2 separate regions of the Homo sapiens genome follow, and region 1 is linked to region 2. A link is a loop called in an ENCODE intact Hi-C map of the cell type or tissue named here. Cell type or tissue: heart left ventricle. All regions are shown on one strand. Each heading gives the region's core, and the rest is flanking DNA. Links, peaks and the distances in the headings are about the cores only. Region 1 overlaps FRYL (FRY like transcription coactivator). Region 2 overlaps FRYL (FRY like transcription coactivator).

Evidence for each region. Peaks named below come from ENCODE experiments on the same cell type or tissue, not always from the same donor. Only the 100,000 strongest peaks of a DNase experiment are listed, where the experiment ranks them.
Region 1: a loop joins it to region 2, with 3 times the contacts of the local background. A loop is called at or near these places in 24 of 110 quality-filtered maps.

The regions. Positions count from the first base shown.
Region 1 is chr4:48,666,153-48,669,071 of GRCh38, reverse strand. All of the region lies in intron 3 of FRYL (FRY like transcription coactivator), which reads left to right. Among named protein-coding and RNA genes, the nearest start is that of FRYL, 110 kb to the left of the region's middle. In heart left ventricle, for the core only: no CTCF peak of the experiment used is centred there; no DNase peak of the experiment used is centred there; H3K27ac peaks cover 1,546 bases.
Region 2 is chr4:48,590,854-48,593,772 of GRCh38, reverse strand. The region is part of intron 16 of FRYL (FRY like transcription coactivator); the gene reads left to right. Among named protein-coding and RNA genes, the nearest start is that of ZAR1, 100 kb to the right of the region's middle. In heart left ventricle, for the core only: no CTCF peak of the experiment used is centred there; no DNase peak of the experiment used is centred there; H3K27ac peaks cover 8 bases.

The sequences.
Region 1 (2,919 bases), core at 159-2,658, 75 kb before region 2:
TAAGACAATAAAATGTCTATCTCAAAATATTGAAAAAATAAAGATACGGTTTTAAAAAGAAGAGTAGAATAGGTTAAGAAGAATAAAGCTAAGTTGAAGTTTAAAATGTAACTAAAGGAATATTCTGTAAAGGTTAAACAAAAATCAAATGCTATAAAGGGAATTCAGGAAGCAATATTCAGTCCAAGGGTTAACCCCACCCAGATACAAGTTGTGGCCTTTGGGTTGAGGCAGCTATAGTTAATAAGCCTCCAATTCTGGTGACTTCCTGAAACTGGAATCTACAAGGGGAGTGGAAATCTCTTGTATGACTATCGTTGGGGTTAATAAGTTTTCCTCACCGCCTAGCCTCAGTTATTATTCTATTTAACATGAAAGTATTGTTTCTTTTTACCAGATAGTGGGTTGAGGACTGAGTTGGTCTGACTTTTGTGGGTACCCCAGAGCTTAGCCCAGTGGCAAGCACTTCTTAAGCAGTTAGTAAACCTTTGTTAAATAAATGTTAAGAGTCCTCTAGCTTTCATGTACCAGAGCAAGTTTTTACTTGTTAACAAGAAGTGCTGTCAGTTGCCATATTTAGCTCACTGACTTGTCCTTCAAAACCATCTAGCACATTGCTCAGTAGGCAATGGTTCCCTAGGCAAAACCAGTCTTAGTTTCTTTCTTTCTTTTTTTTTTTTTTTTTAATTTTTTGAGATGGAGTGTTGCTCTGTCACCTAGGCTGGAGTGCAGTGATGCGATCTCCAGCCTTAGTTTCAAAATGGAAAGAGAAAAACAAAAAAACCACCTCAAATTAAGCAAACGATGATCAATCTAGAACAGCAGTTAGTAAACCTTTTCTGTAAAGGGCCAGATAGTAAATATTTTAGGCTTTGCAGGCCACAGGTCTTTGTCGCAGGTACTTAGCTCTGGCTTTGTAGAGCCAAAGTGGTTCTAGATGATATGCGAGTGAATGTGTGTGGCTGCATTTTACTACAACTTTATTTAAAAAAACAGCTGTTGGGCCAGATTTGGCCTTGGGGGTCAGTTTTCCAACCCCTAAGCTAGACCACAGAAAAGAATATTGGTAACATCAGAGAGCTACATACAAGTAACTTACCTGGGAAATAGAGAATGGAGGCTTTGGCCGGACGCTGTGGCTCTCGCCTGTAATCACAGCACTTTGGGAAGCCAGGGTGGGTGGATCACCTGAGGCCAGGAGTTTGAGACCAGCATGGCCAACATGGTGAAATCCTGTCTCTACTAAAAATATAAAAATTAGCCAGCTGTAGTGGTGTGCACCTGTAATCCCAGGTACTGGGGAGGCTGAGGCAAGAGAATTGCTTGAACCTGGGAGGCGGAGGTTACAGTGAACTGAGATCGCACCACTGCACTCCAGTCTGGGAGACAGAGCAAGATCCTGTCTCCAAAAAAAAAGAATGGAAGCTTTGAAGAAAGGGTCCAATATTATACTTAGTTCTATTTTCTGTAACCCTTGGAATAGTGTTTTATCTGTAGCAGGTGTTCAGTAAATATTTATTAATTTGATTTGAGATCCTACTATATTGCTTATCTTCCTTGGTCTTCAGTTGTCTCATGGAATTTAAGAGATTATGATAAATGATTGCTAAAATCTCTCCAGTTCAAAAAAAAAAAAGCGAGGGGGTGGGGTTCTGTGATTCTGTGTGACTGTTTTTGGAAGGCCGGATGTTTTATTTTTTAGAGATAACAATTGTTGGCTTAACACATTTCCTGTATGTGCCCAGTATCCTGATTTGCAGTTCTGAAGTGGTTGCTTTTATTAGTTATTTTGTTGTATGGACCTGTCTTCAATGACCTGTCCTCAGTGGAATGGATTGTCCACTAGGGTATACCTACATGCCTTCCACTCATCTCTCCCACCCCATCCTGCTACATATGGGGGTAGAATACATACTTTGTTTTATTTTAATAATAAAATTTATTAATCTGAGTCATTTTGTTTTGTTTTAAAAAAAATTAGCTGTAAAGGTAACCTAGACCATCTCAGATGATTCTTTGCAGAAAGATGGCAATCAGGATGAGGATTAGTCTATCTAGCAAAGCAAACATGCCATCACTGACTTATTTAAACTGTTAAACAATCCAAAATAATTTTAGTTATTACAAAGTAAATCATAGTAATCTTACCTAAATTCTTCTTATACTTAGTTCTTTTACTTAGACTTTTGATGGGTTTTTGTGTTTCTAAAGAGTGAGTTAAGATTAAATGGGCCGTTTGATGATCTCTTACACTGTCCTCAAGAGGAAGTATAAGCTGATGCACATTTCTAGTCAACTTGATGAAGAAACTTTAAAAAAAAACTATGAAACGTTCATTGTAATCAATACAGAAAATTTCTCTTTATTATTTCTTAGGCTTCCAAAATTTCCTGTTAAGTAGCCCTTAAAGTTGGACGTGCTTAAGAATCACGTAGGGGATCTTATTAAACAATAGATTCTGGTTTTCTAGGTTTAGAGTGGGGGTTTAAGGAATATTAAGATTATGAAGTTAGCTTTTTCTAAATTGCTTTGAATACAGTGCATTTTGATTAAGGTTAACCATGCATAAACATTTATCTATGTTTTGGACTTGCCCATTGAATTTTACTGGATGATCTTTTCATCTTTTCCTTTTAACCCTATTGGTTCTCTAATTCTTATTTATTTATTTATTTATTTATTTATTTACTTTTTATTTATTTTTTGAGACTGAGTCTCACTGTGTCACCCAGGCTGGAGTGCAGTGGCGTGGTCTCGGCTCACTGCAACCTCCACCTCCCGGGTTCAAGCTATTCTCCTGCCTCGGCCTCCCGAGTAGCTGGGATTACAGGTGTGTGCCACCATACCTGGCTAATTTTTGGTTTTTTATTTTAGTAGAGACAGAGTTTCACCATGTTGGCCAGGCTGGTCTCAAACTCC
Region 2 (2,919 bases), core at 182-2,681:
GGTTTAATAATAGTGTTTGTTTGTTTGTTTGTTTGAGACAGAGTTTTGCTCTTGTTGCCCAGGCTGGAGTGAAATAATGGTGTTTAAGCGTGGTAGAAAATAATAAATAGGCCGGGCACGGTGGCTCATGCCTGTAATCCCAGCACTTTGGGAGGCTGAGGCGGGCAGATCACCTGAGGCTGGCAGATCACCTGAGGCTGGCAGTTTGAGACCAGCCTGACCCCAACATGGAGAAACCCCATCTCTCCTAAAAATACAAAATTAGCCGGGAGTGGTGGCACATGCCTGTAATCCCAGCTACTAGGGAGGCTGAGGCAGGAGAATCGCTTGAACCTGGGAGGCAGAGGTTGCGGTGAGTCGAGATCAAGCCATTGCACTCCAGCCTGGGCAATAAGAGCGAAACTCTGTCTCAAAAAATGAATAAAGAAAGGAAAATTTTATCAGGTTAGTCAGCTCAGCTGGCTCCTGGAAGTTATAATGAGCCCAGGTTTTTTTTTTTTTGGTTGTTTTTTTTTTTACTTCACATTGTTTATATTTAAGGTGTTCTTCAATAAATCTCATTCATTCAACATTTATTGAGCACCTGAAATGTGCCAGGCACTGTTCTAGGTGTTATAGAAAAAACAAAAATTTGTTTCCCCCATGCCAAAAAAAATCAACATTAAAAAAGTGAATGTTATATCCTGCTTCCATGGTCTCATTATTCACTAGTAAACTCTAATTCATTCTTTAGACATTAGATTTTCAGGATTTTTCAAAATATTTCATAAATTAATTCTTTGTTGGAATCTAATTACATTTGAGGATATAAAAAGGCAAAATAGGTGTTATCTGTTTATTTTCTTATTTATTTTAAATTACTATCTTGATCCTATACATAGTCAAATCCTAAGGTATGTGTTTATGTGGTTAACAAATGAGTTGGAAAGATAATGCAGCTTTTCATTTGTAATATTTTTAAGATAGTTTAATAATTATTTCCAGATTTTGGAAGTGGGCAAACATGATTGTTTGTATAGCTGACATACTTAACTTGTTGGGGGTACATGTATCCCAGTGGGTGTAGAAGGTAGTTCACTGGAATACAGGAAAAAAATAAAGCTCTTATTTATATATTTTTTGGTTTCTACCGACAAAAATGGTTTCCAGCAACAAAAATTATGAAACAAAAGATATTTTCTTGAACATCCATTTTAAGAAAATATTCACTCTATTGAATAAATTTATTTCTGAAAGTAAGTTTTTTTCTTCCTGAAGTTCTCATACTAGGTATGAGTAAAAAAAATCAGTTCTGCTGGGTTTTTTTCTGTGGGGGAGGTGGTTGTTATTTATTAGGTTTACTTTGTTAGGATTATCTTGGATCTGTATTTTCTTTTCTTGGATCTGTATTTTCTTTTCAAGGACTTTTGTAAGAGCTCATGTAGTTAAAGCTAGATAAAATTATCCATTAGCCCATTTAATCAAATACATGCAAATTGCAATACACTGAAAGAATGTATAAGTGAAGCTACATTGTGGAGCTTTTCTGCGTCTTTCAAGGTGTCGTCTTTGACTATGTGACATGTGACTATCTGATACTTAGACTAAGGGAGGGCACCAGTACTATGTCGTATATAAAGAAGAGTGAAGCTTAAACTTTTAATCTTACTTAGATAAAATATATATATATATATATATATATATATATATAAGAGCTTTATTTTCTTCCCGTATTCCATTGAACTACCTTGCATACCCACTGGGATGCGTGTACCCCACTTGAGAGACCACTGGTGTAGATCAGAGATAATGACAGCTTGGGCTTGGATTGTAGTGGTGCAGATAGAGGAGCATTCACTGAGAAAAAAACATTAAGAAGGAATCAAATCTGGGGGCAAGGTCATGCATTTGGTTTGAACATGTCTAACATGAGGCATCCAGGTAGAGGCATCCAAGTAAGAGATGTCAGATGGGTCTGAGGGTCTGAGTTCAGAGAGAGGCCAGGCTTAAAATTTGTGGGTGATCTGGTATGGGTGGTAAATGAAGCCATGTAAGTATATGCAGTTGTTTTGGGAGGTAATACATGATGATAGGAGAAGGCAGCCCAGGAGAACGTTGCCTTGAAGCAGTCTAACATTTAATACCCAGGTCAGGGAGGCCAAACCTGAAATGCAGATAAAGATGACACAGCCAGAAGTGGAACATAGATACCAAAGGAAGGGAGTGTTTCAGGAGGGAAAGGGTGCTTGACCTTGTCCATGTTGCTGGGAAATCAAGTAGCATACTATAAATAGGCCCACTGTTTTGAGCAATATGGTAACTGATGAGTGAGAATGGCTTCAGGGAAGTATTTGGGGAAAGTTTCTTCCATTAAGATAGCAGTATATTTAAGAGAAAGGGGATATATTCAGTTGAAAGGAAAATGTTGAAGATGCAAGAAAGAAAACGTGTATGTAATTGGTGCTGTAATGTTTCCAAACATGCAAGAACAGATGGGATTCCAACAACTAAGAAGACTGTCACTCCCTCACTATACCAAGAGCAAAAGGGAGGGAGAAGAGGTGCAGGTATAAGTAAATTAGTGTGATTTGTAATTGAGAGATTGAGGAAAGTTGGTGATTTTTTTTCTTCTGTGAAGTAGAAGACAAGTCATTTGCCTAGAAAGGGGAGGGGACGGGACCATAGAAGGATAGGAGAGTTGAGGAAGAGGATTGCTATAAGCCTTAGAGACAATAAGGAAGCTGGTCGACCTCAGAAGTGAGTGAGTGGCATTTGGGAATTTGATATTAAAGCAAATTCTAATGCCTGTGCTAGTTAAAAATGTTGGACAGAAAGGTTAGTGTTCCTTCTATCTTCCTTCCTTCCACCCCCCAACTCTGATGTTACTGATGAAATATTTCTAACATGCAAAAAAGGTAATTTATGATACTCATCTCTTCC